Regions from separate parts of the Homo sapiens genome. Here region 2 is linked to region 1. Evidence: chromatin loops called from intact Hi-C (ENCODE). Cell type or tissue: IMR-90. All regions are shown on one strand. Each heading gives the region's core, and the rest is flanking DNA. Links, peaks and the distances in the headings are about the cores only.

Region 1 (9,959 bases), core at 1,681-6,680:
GCCTCAGCCTCCCGGGTAGTTGGGACTACAGGTGCCCGCCACCACGCCCGGCTAATTTTTTGTATTTTTAGTAGAGACGGGGTTTCACCGTGTTAGCCAGGACCGTCTTGATCTCCTGACCTCGTGATCCGCCTGCCTTGGCCTCCCGAAGTGCTGGGATTACAGGCGTGAGCCACCGCGCCCGGCCTAAAATACATTTCAAAGCCACATACTTAATGAATCTATTTGTGCCAAGTGATGGTTATTTTGAAAATGAGATTCTAATACTCCCTTTTAAAACAATAATAAGATATAGTACCTCTCTGTTCCTTAACCCAATTGTACCCACACTGGTTTTGCCCCGAATATTTTATGAATTTCTATTTAATATGAACATTAAAATTCATACTGTGGCACATGCATAGAGGCAATGTATTATATTTTGAGTTTTGTTAACTTTTAAAAGAAAACGTATTAAAATTAGAAATTTAAAATTTTTGGCCAGGCGTGGTGGCTCATGCCTGTAATTCCAGCACTTTGGGAGGCCAAGGCCAGCGGATCACTTGAGGTCAGGAGTTCCAAACCAGCCTGGCCAACATGGTGAAACCCCCTCTCTACTAAAAAATACAAAAACTAGCCAGGTGAGGTGGTGGGCGCCTGTAGTCCCAGCTACTTGGGAGGCTGAGGCAGGAGAATTGCTTGAAGCTGAGAGGCAGAGGTTGCTGTGAGCTGAGATCGCACCACTGCACTCCAGTGCAGCTACTTGGGAAGCTGAGGCAGGAGAATTGCTTGAACCCAGGAGGTGGAGGTTTCAGTGAGCCAAGATCACGGCACTGAACTCCAGCCTGTGTGACAGAGCAAGACTCCGTCTCAAAAAAAAAAAAAAATTTTGGCCAAGTGCAGTGGCTCATGCCTGTAGTCCCAGCACTTTGCAAGGCCGAGGCAGGTGGATTGCTTGAGTCCAGGAGTTTGAGACCAGCCTGGGCAACATGGGGAAACTCTGTCTCTACCAAAAATACAAAAATTAGCTAGGTGTGGTGGTGCGCACCTATAGTCCCCGCTACTCAAGAGGCTGAGGCAGCAGGATCCCTTGAGCCCAGGAGGTAGAAGCTGCAGTGAGCCATCATTACACCACTGCACTCCAGCCTGGGCAAAAGAGCAAGACGCTGTCTAAAAATAAATAATAATAAAAATAAATAAATAAGTAAATGTTTTATGACAAATATAACTTTCATAGATTACATATAAAGTTTATAAGTAAACCTACAATTTTTAAGTGTACTTTTTTAGAAGACAAAACAACAAAAGGAAATGCATTTGGCATTCTGCTTGAAGTGGTCTGATAAGCCCTTCAGATAAGATCCGCAGTGTACGGAAGGCCTGGGGATCCCGGGAGGAGGGGTCACAGCCAAGGTTGCGGCTCCCTGTACTGGCCCCACTCTCCAGCCAATGATCCCTGCTTTCATTTCCTTCTGAAGGGATGCCTATGACCTCCTGGTTCCCTACCACTGAGGGAAGCTAACCTCTTCCCTAAGCTTGCTGCAAGGGTGACCCACCCCTTCCTTCCCCAAGGCCAGGGGAAAAAACGATCACTTGGTTTCCCATAGTTCAGCCAGTTGGAAGAGTGGGTCTCAGGCTTATCTGTTCTTTAGCCCCTCTGAACTGCAAGCCAGGGACAAACGTGCCAAAGAGAAGCTGAAGGTAGAGTCGCAATTCTAGGCCCAGCTGGCAAAGAACTTAACTTCTAGGCAAACTGAGGGCTGACGGAGTAAACTGTTGCCCACGTCAGACATTGATTTTAAGGCCAGGGTAAAGAAGAGTCTGACTCTGGCTTCCCAGCATGTCGCTGTCTTTTGCATATGAAAAGTAGAGAACTTAGCTCATCACTTGCCCTAGTTCCAGGCAGTGTTTGCCTCCTATCATTAAAGGGGCCAGCGGGGCCTGGCACTCTTCCCTGAGTAACCAGCACAGGGAATTTCAAGAGAGTCTGGGGTACAAGTGGAGGCTGTCTGATTCAGGTGGCAGAAGAAGGGTCTATGCTTGGACACATGAGGCTGATAGCCAGTGTTCAGGGCCAGGCTCCTGGGGTAACAAGCAACAATGCGTGTGGGCAGAGAGGCAGTGGTGAGGGCAGTGAGGGGTCACAGCCCGAAAGGCGCTGCACAATGAACCCATGGAAAACCAGTTTCACTAAAATCTCTCCAAGAAAGAGCAATCCAGGGCAGCTCCAGGGAAGCAACTCCTAACCCCCAGTCTTCAGCAAGGTGACTGCCAGAAGGAACAGAGGAGGGCTGGTAAAGACCTCGGGGGAGAAGCAGCGATACAGGAGTCCAGGAGACTGTGCGGAACGCCAGGAACAAGCAGGGCCAGCCTTGTCCACTTCTGAGGACCTGCGAGGCATCCCATGTGTCCCACCTGGGATCTTTTGGAATCTGAGTTTCCGTCCCGCCCTGTGATGGGCTCTCTATACGTGACTGCTAGAGCAGCCACTCTCAACCTCAGCTGTACCTTAAAATCATCTGGGGATCTCAAAAAAATACTGATGCCAGGCAGTGAGCCCTAAGTATCAGTTGTTTTGAATCTCCCTCCCCAGCCTTTTTTTTTTTTTTTTTTTTTTTGGACACAGGGCCTCACTGTCGCCTAAGCTGGAGTGAAGTGGCACAATCATAGCTCCCTGCAGCCTCAACCTCCCTAGGCTCAAGTGATCCTCCCACTTCAGTCTCCCGAGTAGCTGGGACTACAGGTGTGTGTCACTGTGTGTGGTTAATTTCTTTTATTTATTTATTTTTGAGATGGAGTCTTGCTCTGTCGCCCAGGCTGGAATGTAGTGATGCAATCTTGGCTCATGCAACCTCCGCCTCCTGGGTTCAAGTGATTCTCCTGCCTCAGCCTCCCAAGTAGTTGGGACTACAGGCATGCGCCACCACGCCTGGCTAATTTTTGTATTTTTAGTAGAGACAGGGTTGGCCAGGCTGGTCTCAAACTCCTGATCTCAAGTGATCTGCCTGCCTCGGCCTCCCAAAGCGTTGGGATTACAGGCGTAGGCCACTGTGCCTGGCCAATTTCTTTTACTTTTTATAGAGATGGGGTCTCGCCATGTTGCCCAGGCTAGTCTCAAACTCTCCTCCCCAGCATTTAAATGTATATTCTAATGCACACCCCAAGATTAAAAATGTTAAGAAATCTGATTGGAGGGGTAGAATCCCACTCCTACTGAATGTCAATTTACGACAGCTATAGTTGGCAAGAAATAGTTTAAAGTTTAAAGGGCACATTAGCAATGTATGGACATAGATTCTGCAGGTTCTCTGCCTTCTGCAGAAACCAAAGGGAAGAGCCTGGCCAGGAGATCTGTGCCTGAGTCTGCAGGACCTCCCAGTTCTCAGCTCCTACTCCTGGTTCCTCTGCAACTTCCTTGTGTTGTAGCAAACAAGATTTCCACCCTCCTGGGCCTCTCTGGTCTCCTGAAGAGGATCTCTGGTCTGCTGAGTCCCACCCTTTTCCTACCCCTTTAGAGGCAGGCTCTACATCCAGTCTGGAGGCAGAATGACCAGGACCGCCCTGGGAAGTGGACTTGCCCATATGAATGGAATCCTATAATGCTGTGTGAACTCCCTGCCTGCTTCCCCGGGGGTCAGGATTCCTGGATGCTGGCCCTTCCAACGTGCTATGCCCTACCTGTCCCCTTCTCAGACCACAGTCTCAGCCCACCCCTCTCTGGGCTATACTATGATAAGCCTCCTTCCCTTTATGGTTGAGCACCCCGGACGCCTTGCTCTCTACATTCACAGAGATGGGTGTCAGCTCTTCCTGCACTTAAGGTACCATTGTCTCCTTTGTATAGGATTTCCCTGGCCCCATACTCTGAGATGACACCCAGTCCTCACAGAAGTGCAGTTCACTCCCCTAGACATAACAGGATGGTAGAGGAAGGCAGTAACGGGGAGTTTTATCTTTCCATCTTTTGTAACACCAGCAACGAAGATTTTTTTTTTCTATGTCACTCTTCAGTCTTTACATAAAGTTCCACATGATAAATTCCCAGCTGAGTTCAATTCCAGGAAAAATTTTGTTCTGAGAATTAATTTGTAGGCTTTCTGTTGTCCAAAATCCCAAACTATGCAACCCAGTGTATTTTTGTTTGTCCCTAAGCTGCCAGAAAACTTACAGCCAAATGCGTTATCCAAGTGTTGTAATCTGCTAAATGCAGGCCACTCAGAAGGTCCACATTCCTTTTGCTTTGCTTTGTTTTCTCCTGAGCATTTGTGTACATACTTGCTTTTAGTCTAAGTTATCATAATCTGTGCCCAAACCAGTCACCAGGTCCTGCCTCTTGATCCTGGCATCCTTTCAGTTTCTCCTGCTCCTCAGTAATTCTGGCCTGGGTGTTGCAAAAAGCCTTGGTCTCCTCCTCCTCCTCCAGGCCTCCCCACCCAACAACTAGAAGGAGCGCATCACTCCTGCTTCAGTGCATACTCCTGCCTCCTTCTGGCAGATCCTTCCTTCCCTGTGCCTCTGCCCTGACAGCTCCCGCCTCACCTCTCCCCGGCATGCACTCACATACTGCAACCCGCAGCCACACTGAATTCCCCTCACTGGCCTCTCCTAGACTCTCTTGGTGACTTTGCACATTCTGTTCTTTCAGCCTGAAACAACCTTCCCTGCTGTTTCCTTGGTGAGGCGGTTTTCAGGGCTTAGCCCAAGCATCACCTAATCTGTGGGGATTCCCTGCACCGGCTCCTCTCTGGGCTGCCCTAGTTCTATGCCATGCAGCCCTCACAGCCAGGCTGGGCAGGACTGGTTTTACTTTTTTGTTTGACTACCCAGCTAGGATGGTGTTCCTGGAAGGAAGGGGGACGTCTCATTCCTCGCTGTGCCACTGATGTCTAGCACGCATGCCTAGCACACAGAGCTGTGTAAGGGTATGAATAGAATACATGACACAGGATTTTATTAATCTTCCAGAATGAAAGGACTGGAGGCCAGGCACAGTGGCTCAAGCCTGTAATCCCAGCACTTTGCGAGGCCGAGGCGGGCAGATCACCTGGGGTCAGCAGTTCAAGACCAGCCTGGCCAACATGGTGAAACCCCGTCTCTACTAAAAATACAAAAATTAGCTGGGTGTGGTGGTGGGCGCCTGTAATCCCAGCTACTCGGGAAGCTGAGACAGGAGAATTGCTTGAACTCCGGGGGCTGAGGTTGCAGTGGGTCGAGATTGCACTACCGCACTCCAGCCAGGGTGACAGAGCAAGACTCTGTCTCAAAAAAATAAAAATAAAAAACAAACGAAAGGACTGGAGGCCAGCCTCCCGCCAGCCTTTTCATTACCAGGCCTCAGAAACCGTCTCTGACACACACACACACACACACTCGCACACTCACACATACTTCCTCTCGGAGTTCTGCTCCGTCCCACGCTGCCCACCCAGACTTTCTACTCCACTCTTTTGGTATCTGATATTTGATGATGTAAGGAGAAGGGATTTCTTTCTCTTCTTTTATGTGGTAACCACAGAGGGTTTAAGAGTTTACTAACAAGATTACTGTAGCACGCCTATTACAACTCTGTTACCCCCAGCCCATTACTGTCCGATGTCATTTGGAACCTTGGGGAAGTCACATTCCTGAATCGCATCTGAACAGCAGCTGGAAGTCAGCACCAGCTGGTTAAGGCAGGGTCACTGCACTTCCCTTGCCCAATTTACGCCCCTGGAGAGCCCTGACCAGTTTCCTGCTTCCTGTCCCAGGCCCCCCATGACAAGATTCCACGGCTGAGGTCTGGCTCTACTCCGTGGTCTCACCCAGCTCTCTGTGACCCTCCTAATACGATTGTGTCCAGACTTCCCCTGGGCTCCATCTGCTCCCAACTCCACCCTTGGGGACAAAGTGGAAGAAGTAAGACCATTCAATCATCTTTACCTTCTTGCTTTCCCAAGACTGCAAATGCTGACCGCTGTGAGGGGGGCCCGGCTGCTCAGCCGCCTCGATGCCCCGCGCTTGCACGCGCACGCACACACTCACACACACTCGCACAGACACACTCACACACAGACACACAAGCGCGCACACACACACACGCGCGCGCGCGGACACACACACACTCACACTCGCGCCCCGAGGGACCCAGCACGGCGCAGGGCGGGGGTCTACCGGCTTTCTGCAGGTCCCCGAGGCGCGAGACGGCGGCGTCCGGGCTCAGTCCTGGGAGTCAGCCCGAGCCCGGGAGGAACGCCTGGATCGCGCTCTGCACAGTCCCGGGACCAGGCGGGAACTCAGACTCCCGTCTGCAGAGCCGCTTCCCCCGTCAGGGCTCAGGCCGCGCGAGCCGTTTCCTCCCTCCCCCGCGCGTCCCCTCCTCCGTCCCCTTTCCCTCCCCAGCTCGACCCTGCACCCCCTGGCCCGGCCCGGCCCTACCTCCCCGCGGGCGGCGGCTCCGCGGGCTCTGGGGCGCATCTTGGGGGCTCCGGGGCGGGCCGGGACGGCTGGCGGCGCGGCTCGGGGGCGGGCGGCGGCGGGTGCCGGGGACGCCATGGCCCTCCGCCCTCCGCCCCTTTGTCCGCCGAGCCTCCCCCGGCCGCCCGCAAGCCCCTGGGGGTCCCCGCCGCGCGCGCTCCCGTGGGGTCCCCGCCGCCCCCGGCCCCAGCGGCGCGCTTCCCTCGGCCGGCCCAGCGCAGGCTCGCCCGCGGCCCCTGCCTCCTCCTGCCGTGGCTCCGCGACGATCTGCGCGACGCGCGCCCCCTCCTCCCGACCCATCCCGCCCGGCCCAGTGAGCTAATCCGCAGCTGGCGGGCGCCCGGCCGGTTGCCACGGCAACCCCTCTCCCAGGGCCCGGCCCCGCGCGGAGCTGCGGTAAACAGGACCTTCTGCCGGACTCGCCCCCTCGCCTCTCGGGGTGGGGGAGAGGTGGCTTAACCCTTCCTGGGAGGACGCCCGCCGCGCGCGGGCTCCATTCCACCCAGGCCCGGGCGGATTCGCGAGGTGCTTCCGGCCTGAGGCTTAGACCTGGACGTCCAAGCCTGGGGAACGGCGGCCGCGTGCCCGGCCCCGCTTACTCTAGGCAGTTAACACACTCTCGGCACCGGGCCGGGGCCGGGGGCACCTCGGGCAGTGAGTCAGGCACCACCCTTGCCCCAGGCAGCTTGCCGTCGGGCCGGGGTAATGACAGTCATGAGACCGGCGATGCAGGTGATGGGGGCCGGGGAGGGCCCAGGGCCGAGCGCGCTGCAGAAGGGCTCCCAGACCGGGCGGGAAGGGAGGTGGTCAGGAAAAGCTTCCAAGAGGAGAAGTGACTTCATAGACCCGCTGCCCCCACTCACGCAGGACACCGTCAAGGAACACAGGCTGCACAGCAGAAGTCCGCAGGGAAATGCCGTGGGCTGCGGGGAAGGCGGGTCTGGAATACAGGCTGGGGCCTTCGAGGAAGTTCCCTGGAGCTTTGACCGGGCCGGGAACATTGAATAGCATTTGCATAGGTGGAGGAAAGTGGGTGAAAGGAAAGGGTTCTGAGTGAAGGGAACAGCACCAGTGGAGGCCGGAAGCAGAGGCTAGGCATTTCAGAAACAGCCGAGTGAGGACCAAGTGGTGAATCAGGTCTGATGGGTAGGCTTAGCCAGATTTCAAGCGGGGGACGGAAAGTTTTTGAGCAGAGGAATGCCCTGATGAGAGTGAGGGGGGTCTGGCGGGGTGATTTGCGCGCGGTGGGAGCAGGCTTCAGGTCCATCTCCACACCAGAGGAAGGTCATCCTCATCTTTAGCTCAGAAGGGCTGGGAGCCATGGTCCTGCGGGACAGCAAAGAGGCCTAAAGTTCAAGCAAGGGGGAAGAGAGAAGAGAGGCTTAGCCTCACAAATCCACAGAAGGAGTGTGCGCGCGAGAGAAAGGCAGGAGGGAGACAGTGAAAAATAAAAGATGGGTGTAATGACGTAATACTGCCCAGGCAGTGCCTATAGACTGGGAGCTTGAGATTTGAGGGACTTGTTCAAAGTCACAGGAAAAAAATCTCTGTTTTCTTCTCAGCTGAGGGTTTTATGCTTTCTGGGAACTCTTTGAAGCTTTTCTAGGGCTTAAGTTCCTTAAACTCCTCATGACATACCCATTTTAACTAAGCATAGTCAACTTTTAGAGCCCACATTTGCAAAGTGCAAGCTTTTTTTTTAAAGTGTAAGCATTTAAATTATTGTTTTGTTTGTTGAAGCATTATTCAGTAAGTTTTTCACTTTCTAAATAAAGATCAGAGGCTTGGCTTTTTTTTTTTTTTTTTTTTGAGACGGAGTCTCGCTCTGTCGCCCAGGCTGGAGTGCAGTGGAGCGATTTCGGCTCACTGCAAGCTCCGCCTCCTGGGTTCACGCCATTCACCTGCCTCAGCCTCCCAGGCTTGGCTTCTTTTTTATTGATTGATTGATTGAGGCAGTCTCAGTCTCTCACCCGCGGTGGAGTGCAGTGTTGCTATCATAGCTCACTTCAGCCTCGAACTCCTGGGCTCAAGCAATTTCCCCACCTCAGCCTCCCAATTAGCTAGGACTACAGATGTATGCTATCATGGTCGGCTTTTTTATTTTTTGTAGGTCTTGCTATGTTGCCCAGGCTAATCTTGAACTCCTGGCCTCAAGTGATCCTCCTGACTTGGCCTCCCAAAGTGTTGGGATTATAGATGTGAGCCACCACGCCTGGCCAAGACTTGGCTTCTTGAGGGTTAATTATTCCCAGGGCTGCTACAACATATAAGAAAGCAAACTGGTGCAATCTTGGCTTGCAACCTTTGCCTCCTGGGTTCAAGCGATTCTTTTGCCTAAGCCTCCTGAGTAGCTGGGATTACAGGCGCCTGCCACCGCGCCACGCTCGGCTAATTTTTTTGTATTTTTAGTAGTGACAGGGTTTCACCATCTTGGCCAGGCTAGTCTTAAAAACTCCTGACCTCATGATCCACCCGCCTTGGCCTCCCAAAGTGCTCGGATTACAGGTGTGAGCCACCGCACCTGGCCTAATTTTTTTTTTTTTTTTTTTTTGAGACAGATTCTCACTCTGTCACCTAGGCTGGAGTACAGTGGCATGGTCTTGGGTCACTGAAGCCTCAGCCTCCTGAGTTTGAGTGATTCTCCTGCCTCAGCCTCCCATGTAGCTGGGATTACAGGCATCTGCCACCATGCCCAGCTAATTTTTGTATTTTTAGTAGAGACAGGGTTTCACCATGTTGGCCAGGCTGATCTCAAACTCTTGACCTCCAGTGATCCTCCCACCTCAGCCTCCCAAAGTGCTGAGATTATATTGTATAGGTGTGAGCCACTATGCCTGGCCTTCCACTCCCTCATCTTTGACTTCTGGACACTAATCTGTTTTAGGAAAATAACTCCTGCCTTAGTTCCTTGGGTCTGAGTCTGATGAACTGTGTACAGCCTGTGCTTTGTGGATTTCTAACCTTGCCTGCCTCTCACAGCCCCCAGCCCTCCAACTTCTCAGAGCTGGCTGCTCCCATTGCTGGGTCATCCTGTGGCTCTGCCCATGACAGGGGTCCCACATAGGGACCCCTCCCTCCTTCACCTTGTGGCCCCCCCATGCTGGCTCCCTGGAGGAGGGAGACAGGGTAGCCCACGATAGCCCTCCAAGGCTGGTGCTACACGTTGGAGCCTGGAAGGGCCTCTCCGTCATCCCCTCTTCTCCTGTTCCTGGCGCTGACAACTCCAACAGTATATTCGTCCCCTGTCCTCCTTCTCTGTCCATAGCTTCTCTTCATGTTGGAAAATGCTTCGGGTAGGAGGTCATGCCTGGCCTCAAGCTGGGAAAAGTGAAAGTGAGAGGAAAGGGACAAAGTTGATTTCTCTTTTGAGTCTTTAATCTTGCTTCTTTATATTTTATTTTATTTCATTTTATTTTATTTTAATTAATTTTTATTTTTTGAGACAGAGTCTTGCTCTGTCGCCCAGGCTGGAGTGCAGTGGTGCAATCTCGGCTCACCACAACCTCCGCCTCCTGGGTTCAAGTGAT
Region 2 (9,959 bases), core at 3,171-8,170, 70 kb before region 1:
CGGATCACGAGGTCTGGAGATCGAGACCATCCTGGCTAACATGGTGAAACCCCGTCTCTACTAAAAATACAAAAAAATTAGCTGGGTGTGGTGGCGGGTGCCTGTAGTCCCAGCTACTCAGGAGGCTGAGGCAGAAGAATGGCGTGAATCCGGGAGGCAGAGCTTGCAGTGAGCGGAGATCATGCCGCAGCACTCCAGCCTGGGTGACAAAGGGAGGCTCCGTCTCAAAACAAACAAACAAAACAACAACAACAAAAAAACCCGCTTCCAGTATGATTCCCCTCAGGCTAGACCAAATTTAATTGAAGCCATGGGGTGCCACTAATACTAGTGGTTAAGACAGCAATCAATCGGTAAAACACAGTCACTATTTATAGACTTAGTTGTCCTTTAGTTGTTCTTCTTCAGAATAAATAGCCACTATTTCTTTTCTATATAACAGTTCTCTCTTCCATCCACGATGACACAGATGAACCCAACTGGCCCAGGAAGTCTTTGAGTTGGTAAATCACAAGCTCAGACTGTCCCCTAAACAGTAATTTTGACTGTCCTTGCATAGTCATGCAAAGAAGCAAATACCAGCTGGGTGTAATTATAGGAAGGGGTCATTAATCACCACAGAGTGAATGACTTAAATTATAAAGAAGACCAAAGAAAGGACCAGCCAAGAATACCAAAGGGAGGAAGAATACCAAATGAGTTTCTCCACAAAGGAAACAGCATTCAGGACTGAAGAGCAGACCTCGTGGGGAAACAAGTTCCAGCCCTTTTCAACAGCCCAGTCACTACTTGCATGCACCCACCCCAGATCACACATAGGACACACACAAATACAGGCACACTTGTGCCTACCCACACGTCATCAACCTACGAGTTATCAGCGCATACATACACAGGCTCATATATGCACAGGAGCACAGTTACAGGAAGCTGCACACGGAAATTTCCCACAAATACAACTAATCACAGATGGCTGGAAAACAGCCCAGTCTCCCTGAACTGTCAAAGATAAATATGGGATAGGAAACATTTTAATGGAACATTAGCATGCAAATAGGGGCTGTGCCTTGATTCAGGTGACTTGACAGAAGTGAGGGATAAAACCCACAAAAAAAGTTTAAAAAGAGAAGAGAGAGAAGGAGGAAAAGGGCCTTTCTACAGAGGGAGCAAGGGAGCAAAGACAAGGAGATAAAATGCCTGACATGTAAAAATGCCTGTACAAGGATGATCACCATTGCATTAAAAAAAAAAAAAAAAAAAAAAAAAAAAGCCAGGCACAGTGGATCCCAGCACTTTGGAAGGCCGAGGTAGGGAGATCGCTTGAGCTCAGGAATTCGAGGCCAGCCTGGGCAACAGAGGAAGACCTCGTCTCTACGAAAAATAAATAAATAAATAAGCTGGGCATGGTTGCATGCGCCTGTAGTCCCAGTTACTTGGGAAGATGAGGCGGGAAGGCTCACTTGAGCCCAGGAGGTTGAGGCTGCAGTGAGCTGTGATCGTGCCACTCCATGCCATCCTGGATGACAACAGCAAGACAGAGATCCTGTCTCAAAAATACACACACAGGCAGGGCATAGTGGCTCATGCCTGTAATCACAGGACTTTGGGAGGCTGAAGTGGGCGGATCATTTGAGGTCAAGAGTTTGAGACCAGTCTGACCATTATGGTGAAACCCCATCTCTACTAAAAATACAAAAATTAGTTGGGCATGGTGGTGCATGCCTGTAATCCCAGCTACTCGGGAGGCTGATGCAGGACAACTGCTTGTACCCGGGAGGTGGAGGCTTCAGTGAGCCAAGATTGCACCACTGCACTCTAGCTCAGGCAATAGAGTGAGACTGTGTCAAAAAAAAAAAAAAAAATACACACACACACACAGAAACACTGGTAGCCAGATACATTTCTAACAGAAGGGGACTGGTTACATAGAAAAATAGACTAGGGAATACTCACATATTGGAACATTGTATAACTTGAAAAATGATGTTTTAGAATTTTTATTAAATATGCTTATAAATAATGAGAGGTTTACAAAAGAGTACACGCAGCACGATACAAAAATTCTGCAGTGTATAATTCCAGTTTTGTAAGAACATTACACCATTAGAAAAGACTGGAAGAAAAAGAAAATGTTAACAGTGACGGTCTCTGTGTGGTGGGATTACTAGTGATTTCTTTCCTAATACATTTCTGGATCAGTTTCCTTTTAAACAGTGAATGTGCAACTTTACTCTAGAAAAAAAATTTAATGTGGGTGACTCCAGGCTGGAAACAATAATCATTTGATCATTATGGTGAGTCATTAATTAACTAACTCATGAATTAATGCTTCCTTGATTCCTACAACACTGATTAAGCATTGCCACGTGAACAGCATTGTGCTAGGCCCCAAGGCAATGAACAGGATAGCAGGACAGCCCTTCACGCCTCAGTGATCTCTGTTGTGAGTCAGTGTGAGCATACCCAGTGGCCTCTCTTACCCATGGGCAGCCCCCGGCAAAAAAAAATCTGGGCATACCTGTAGTAGTGGGGTGTCAGGAGCTCATTCCTTAGAGGTGTGATAGCTAGAGGAAGGTGAGTGTCACCTTTGGAAGGCCGGTGCCTATGGTTTACTTCAATCTACATAATTGCTATCCTAAACTCCAAAAATAGGACTTGATTGTGGTGTTAGAGCACAGTGGGCAGGATGGAAGGAAGGCTGGCCTACAAAAGGAGGGGAGGCCTGGGGACAGCAGGATCTGGGCCTTGGTAGATGCTGGGGTTATGCCTGGGTGGTGATGGCAAAGGGAGTCCCTGAGTGGGCAAGGACAGAAGCTCCCTCCCTTCTGCCCTCCCTGAGGCATGAGTCTGTCCAGAGACCATCAGATTCTACCTGGTGAATCTTTGCATGCTTTTCTGGGGGTGGGGGGAGATGGTTATTTTATGTCCTCCTGGGAGAGTTTAAATTCCTTGAGGACAGGAGACACATTTTGTTTATCACTGTAATCCCCTAGGGCCAAGCAGAAAATTGCTTGAATGCAATATATTCTTAGTAAATTCTGGTTGAACTGAATTAGAATATGGTGGAACCTCTTTAATACTGATGTCAAAGCCTAAGAATAATTTATAAATTATTGCCATGTTGCTTCAGGCTATATTAAGTGCCATTTTATTTATTTTATTTTAGGTGCCATGATTTAACATATGGTAAAGCTGAATTCATACGGCCATGGTCCATGACATAAAAGTGTCCCAGGTGTGTGAACCACAGCGAGTCCATCCTGAGTAGGGGCTGGGTAAAATGAGGCTGAAACCTACTGGGCTGCATTCCCAGATGGTTAAAGCAGAGACAGGAGGTCGGCACAAAATACACGTCATAAAGACCTTGCTGATAAAACAGGTTGCAGTAAAGAAGCCGGCCAAAACCCACCAAAACCAAGATGGTGATGAGAGTGACCTCTGGTAGTCCTCACTGCTACACTCCCACCAGCATCATGACAGTTTACAGACGCCATGGCAACATTAGGAAATTATCCCATATGATCTAAAAAGGGGAGGCATGAATAATCCACCCCTTGTTTAGCATATAATCAAGAAATAACCACAAAAATGGGCAACCAGCAGCCCTCAGGGCTGTTCTGTCTATGGAGTAGCCATTCTTTCATTCCTTTACTTTTTGCAATCTCTGCTCACTGCAAGCTCTGCCTCCTGAGTTCAAGCGATTCTACAGCCTCAGCCTCCTGAGTAGCTGGGATTATAGGCGCCTGCCACCACGCCCAGCTAATTTTTGTATTTTTAGTAGAGAGTGGGTTTTGCCATGTTGGCCAGGCTGGTCTCAAACTCCTGACCTCAAGTGATCCGCCCACTTCGGCCTCCCAAAGTACTGGGATTACAGGTGTGAGTCACCGCGCCTGGCCTCCTTTACATTCTTAATAAATTTGCTTTCATTTTACCCTGCTGACTCGCCCTGAATTCTTTCTTGTGTGAGATCCAAGAACCCTCTCTAGAGGTCTGGATTGAGATCCCCTGCCTGTAACAAAAGGAAGGGACATACACAAAGATGCACAGCACACAAGCAAAGCAGAAGTTCAGCATAGACACAAGTATGATGCTGCTTAGGGAGACTTGGGGCTTCAGGGGAAAGAGACTTCTAGGCTAGGTTAGGAAGAGATGTGGCTGGCTGGATAAGGAGATGGAAGGAAAGGGCAAAGAGGATGGCACGGTCAGCACAGGGACCACAGCAAGTGAGAAAGCATTTCTGGCCATACTATTTTTTTTTTTTTTTTTTTTGAGACGGAGTTTTGCTCTGTCGCCCAGGCCGGAGTGCAGTGGCGTGATCTTGGCTCACTGCAACCTCCATCTCCTGGGTTCAAGCGATTCTCCTGTCTCAGCCTGAGTAGCTGGGACTGCAGGTGTGCGCCACCATGCATGGCTAATTTTTGTATTTGTCTGGCCAAACTTTTTAAGTCCCTGAATCTCTCCTTTCTGGGACCTCCCAAATTCTCTAGCAGCAGCATTTTTTTTTCATCTGATATACCCTAATTAGGACCCATTTTCAAGATTCTAGATGCTAGGTGTTCCTCAGACTCCCACACCTCCCTCAATTCATGAGTCCCAACAAGGTGATGGTTAGAACCCTGGCAGGCCACAGGGACCTGGCCACCCTGTTACCTTCAGAGGGAACTGTTGGGTGAGTTCTGGCACGTAGGCAGCCCCGGCCTGCTTCTTGTGCAAAGACACAACCACAAAGTACTCGAAGAGCTGCCTCTCCTGGTACTCGATGAGTTCCCGGGCAAGTGATGGGTACCGAGGCGCCTGCTTCAGCCGGGACTTCACGTTGACCAGGCGCTGGCTGTGAGCTGGGTGAGGGAGGGAGAGAGAAAGAGAGAAAGAGAGAGAGAGAGAGAGAGAGAGAGAGAGAGAGAGAGAGACAGAGTGAGCAAAGAGCCTGAAATGACCATGAGTCCATGTGGAATTGTGCCGAGCTGCAATAGGTTATGTAATTATCAGCTCAAGTACTTTTTTCTAATCCCCAAAGTGTTTCTGTGTCTAACAAATTAGTAGGAAACTCTTTATTTGGGATCTCTGCCAAAGTTCTGGGAGAACCAACATTCAGTTGGCTACCAAACCAATCAGGGTGCAGGAGCCTGGCTCTGCTCTGCCATGGTTTTGCTGTCTGGACTCTGGGCAGAGGCTGAAGATGTCCTTGCCTTCATCTGTCTGATGAGATGGGGACAGTGACTCCTCCCCTCACCCATTTCCCTCGTCTTTTGGTTGGTGTGATGTGACAGAATCCAGACTATAGGGCTTTTGGAGCTGGGAGCTTTGTAAACATCCCTTGTGACTCAACTGGCAGAGATCCCACTAACTCAGGAACTCCTGTCCACCTCCCCTCCTGCCACTAACTCTGCAATGAAATGGCCTTGCTTCATTCTAGAGGTGAGTCCGGGAGCAGCTGGGTGTCAGAGGTGAATGCAGCAGGGTCACTGAGTGGACAGGTCCCTGTCACCTCGTTCAGCAATCTGGACTTGCTTTCTTTTTTTTGAGATAGAGTCTCACTCTGTTGCCCAGGCTGGAGTGCAATGGCGCAATCTCAGCTCACTGCAACCTCCGCCTCCCGGGTTCAAGTGATACTCCTCCCTCAGCCTCCTGAGTATCTGGGATTACAGGCGCCTGCCACCACACCTGGCTAATTTTTCATATTTTTAGTAGAGACGAGGTTTCACTATGTTGGCCAGGCTGGTCTTGAACTCCCGACCTTGTGATCCACCCGCCTCGGCCTCCTAAAGTGCTGGGATTACAGGCGTGAGCCACCAAGCCCGGCCCCTGGACTTGCTTTCTTTGGCTTCTCCCTGGGGTCTGAAAAATTGCAGAAAACTCACTAAAGCCTTGGCCTAGACTATTTAATTTTAGACCCATAGGGACCAATTATTTCAACAACTTCATCAGACAGATGAACTAGAGGCCCTGGATCTTAAGTGATTTCCTCCAGATCACACAGTAATTTGAGCAGAAGTGGGCAGAAGCTCCAGGTCTCTGGAGGCTTAGGGCTGCAGTGTCAAGCCTTGAAGTGTGGAAAACCCTCAGGACATAGGGAGAGGCATGGGAGCAGGGGTCGCTGCCGTTACTGCAGCCACCCTGGCTCTCAGCAACTGTAGTGCCATTTTGATCATGCCCATGACGGACCGGCTCTGGAGCACCCTGTGGCCCCACTGTCTCCCGAGATGTCCACGCCTTGCCAAGCAAGCTCCGGCAGGACGCTTCTGTCCCTCATACTAAGGAGGAGGGGCCACCTTTGCAGCTTCCAAGTCACCTGCCTGAGTCCTGCACAGTAGTGGCTCTCCTCACCTTTCAGCTTCTCCTCTGTGTCACTGTCAGACTCACTGTTCTCATCTGTCACTAGAAGAAAAGAACAAGGAAGAAAATTGCAAATGTGAGTTCTTCTCATGTAGGAAACTCTTTCTATGTGGTAGCACAGATCAAATGTTCTAATTCAGAGGGGATGTTGAGTTGCCTCTTTTTTTTTTTGAGATGGAGTCTTGCTCTGTCACCCAGGCTGGAGTGCAGTGGCGCAATCTCGGCTCACTGCAACCTCTGCCTTCCAGGTTCCAGTGATTCTCCTGCCTTAGCCTCCTGAGTAGCTGGGACTACAGGTGTATGCCACCATGCCTGGCTAATTTTTCTATTTTTTAGTAGAGACAAGGTTTTGCCATGTTGGCCAGGCTGGTATAAAACTTCTGACCTCAGGTAGATCCGCCTGTCTCAGCCTCCCAAAGTGCTGGGATTACAGGCGTGAGCCACCGCGCCCCGCCTCTTGTTGTCTCTTTCAATGTATTGCACAAACCACGTCTCGTCCAACTCGATGTACTGCCAAATTAATTTGGCTCTAGTTCAGATGGTACTAGATGGTACCTATATCAGATAATACAACAGAAGGTCCTGGCCCCTTTTGTGCAGGCTAAGCAAGGAAGGCTGCTCCCACAGTCAGGCCAGGGCCTGCAGTACTGGGCTGACTTGGTGGTGGACCAGGACAAGGATGGGGAGGCAGGGGACATGCTGCCCCGGCTGAGCTCCCAGCCCCACCACTGTCCCAAAGACAGTGCGGGACATTTACAAAGCATCAGCTTGTTCTCCTCCTTGGTGAGCCAACCAGAAAAAACAGGAAGCCACTTCTGGAAAGAATCTCTTTTCCGATTCTTGCGGGAGGAGGGCTGGTGGTGGGGGTTCTACCTTTTCCTGAGTTGCTCTCCATTGACTGGGACAGCCTCTTCACCCGTTTCTTTCCTCTCCGGACCTCATAAATGGCGTTGATTCGCAACACCAGCTGCCAGACACCAGGAGAAGAACAGCCAGTGTTAGCAGCCCACTCTCTGTGGCAGCTGGGCTTCCCTCACTGCCCCTCTCCTAGGACGATGGAGGGCCAGGGCCAGGGGGAGTGGGAGAAACTTCCCATGGGCTCATGGGTGTCTTTCAATCATTTTTTTTTTTTATTTTTTTGAGGCAGAGTTTCGCTCTTGTCGACCAGACTGGGGTGCAATGGCGCAATCTCAGCTCACTGCAGCCTCTAACTTCTGGGTTCAAGAGATTCTCCTGCTTCAGCCTCCTGAGTAGCTGGGATTACAGGTACCCACCATTATGCCCAGCTAATTTTTGTATTTTTAGTAGAGACGGGGTTTCACCACATTGGCCAGGCTGGTCTCGAACTCCTGACCTCAGGTGATCCACCCACCTTGGCCTCCCAAAATGCTGGGATTACAGGCGCGAGCCACCGCACCCAGCCCAGTCATTTTTTTCTACCACACAGGAACGTGACTGTCAAGGACACTAAAGGAGGCTGCCAGCTCCACTGCCCTATGGGCGTCTGTTGTCTGGATCTGCTCACGAGCAGCAGAGACCCATGGGGAGACAGCCCATTGCTCATGATGCGATGGCTGCTTTCCCTCTGAGGCCTCGATGTCACTGCGGCTTGGGAAGGAGCTTTTCCTCCCAAAACAAAACAAGAAAAGGAAGAGACAGAAAAAAAAAGTTCCCAGGCAGGGCTCCCTTCATGGGAACTATTCCAAAGAATGTCAGAGCAGCCCTGAGTGGGGTGAGAACCGGGATTAGAACTGCTCCCGAGCCCTAGCTTGGGACTACGGGGAGTGGTGCCATGCACCCGAGCGTGCAGCCCCATCTGCAGAGGGACACGCTCCCCAGATGTCATGTACCCTCCATGTGTTCACAGAACACACACATGCAGTGTGCAAGTGCACATGGATACCCTGGTGTGGGACACATCCCAAGCCTCCAAGCAGGCCACTCAGCCTATGTGGTCTCCCCCATCACCACTGCCAGACGCCCTGTGCCCTGCCCCTCCCCACCTCCCAGGCCAGCCTAGTTGTCTGATGCATTTGAAAGGAGACCTGCTTCCATGGAAAATGTTTTTCATATTTCAGACCAAAAAAGTTTGGTGTTTCCTATGTATTTGTTTTCCCTCTTCTTGCGTGAGAAGCTGGTGAGTGCGAATTTATGTATTTTGCTTTGCTGGGTCCCCCAGGGCTTGCTATCAAAGAGTACACGCTCATGGCATATGTGATTCAGAATCCCACACGTGGAGGAACTCTAAAATTAGTTGTTCTGTGTGCTTACAAAATTAATCTTATTATCTCACAGCTATATGTTAAATGTTATATAACACTTTTATCTGTATAGGTCAGTAAACAAAAATATAGGATGGTAATCAATTTCCATGTTCTATAAATATTTTATTTATCTATTTATTTTGAGACAGAGTCTTGCTCTGTCACCAGGCTGGAGTGCAGTGGCGTGATCTTGGCTCACCACAACCTCCGACTCCCGGTTTCAAGTGATTCTCATGCCTCAGCCTCCCAAGTAGCTGGGATTACAGGTGTGTGCCACCATGCCCAGCTAATTTTTTTGTATTTTTAGTAGAGACGGGGGTTTCAACATGTTGGCCAGGCTGGTCTCGAACTTCTGACCTGAAGTGATCTGCCCACCTCAGCCTCCCAAAGTGCTGGGATTACAGGCATGAGCCACCGTGTTGGCTTGAATATTTCAATTCTTATTTTCAATATTTAAACATTGTCTGGCCCTCTTTGCTTCTAGCTGGTTGGGTGTCTCTGGGCCATTTAGTTGGCTTCTATGGGGTCAAATGTCCTCATCGGGAAAATGAAGGGGTTGGAGTGTTTCAACAGTCACTTCTGTTGAAACACTCCAACTTTCTAACAGCCAAGTGTCCATGGACGGATAGATGGATTTACAAAATGTGGTATATACATACGATGGAATACCATTTAGTCTTAAAAAAGAAGAAAATGCTGACACATGCTTAAACCTTGAAGACACTAAGCAAAGTGAAATGTCATTCACAAAGGACGATTCTGTGTGATTCCACTTACCTGAGATATTTCCAACAGTCTAACTTTCTAGGTTCTAGGATGACAGTTCTTAGCTGTCCTCAGACTTGCCAAGTCCTTTCATAACCTCTCCTAGTGCTGCCAAGGTGAGTCACTCAGTAGGCACCACTACTTAAAGGTGCATTCCCTAAGTGGACTTCAGCAGAACCATCTCTCTCTCTCTCTCTCTCTCTGTCTCTCTTTTATTTTTAGAGGCAGCATCTCGCTCTGTCACTTAGGCTGGAGTGCAGTGGCATGATCATAGCTCACTGCAGCCTCTAACTCCTGGGCTCAAGTGATTCTCTCTCACCTCAGCCTCACATGTAGCTGGGACTACAAGTGCACACCACCATGCCTGGCTAATTTTAAATTTTTTTTGTAGAGATGGGGTTCCACCATGTTGCCCAGGCTGGTCTTGAACTCCTGGGCTAAAGTGATCCTCCTATCTTGGCCTCCCAAAGTGCTGGGATTACAGGTGTGAGCCACTGTGCCCAGCCTCCCTGGACTTTCTTTCAGGTCAATGGGTCACTCAGAGAAGTCCCTTGAAAGCTACAGACAGTGTCCCACACCGAAACTTATCTGCAT

Evidence for each region. Hi-C counts contacts between places; a loop is a spot of excess contacts. Peaks named below come from ENCODE experiments on the same cell type or tissue, not always from the same donor. Only the 100,000 strongest peaks of a DNase experiment are listed, where the experiment ranks them.
Region 2: it touches region 1 in a loop (7-fold over the local background); 4 of 110 quality-filtered maps call a loop at or near these places.

What each region holds. Positions count from the first base shown.
Region 1 is chr7:140,634,111-140,644,069 of GRCh38, forward strand. DENND2A (DENN domain containing 2A) reads right to left here and starts at 6,703. Exons shown (of 20, transcript NM_015689.5): 1 at 6,394-6,703. It overlaps LOC105375535 (a long non-coding RNA gene), which reads left to right and starts at 6,799. Exons shown (of 6, transcript XR_928047.3): 1 at 6,799-7,164. RefSeq lists enhancers at 877-1,484, 1,485-2,092, 2,093-2,699 and a silencer at 6,599-6,893. In IMR-90, for the core only: a CTCF peak has its summit at 4,468 (motif pointing left); DNase peaks (open chromatin) are centred at 4,351 and 5,411; H3K4me3 peaks cover 1,760 bases; H3K27ac peaks cover 2,826 bases.
Region 2 is chr7:140,562,436-140,572,394 of GRCh38, forward strand. It overlaps DENND2A (DENN domain containing 2A), which reads right to left. Exons shown (of 20, transcript NM_015689.5): 7 at 7,210-7,303; 8 at 6,328-6,378; 9 at 4,651-4,838. Among named protein-coding and RNA genes, the nearest start is that of DENND2A, 73 kb to the right of the region's middle. RefSeq lists enhancers at 6,967-7,467, 7,468-7,968. In IMR-90, for the core only: no CTCF peak of the experiment used is centred there; DNase peaks (open chromatin) are centred at 3,956, 4,966 and 5,306; H3K27ac peaks cover 1,585 bases.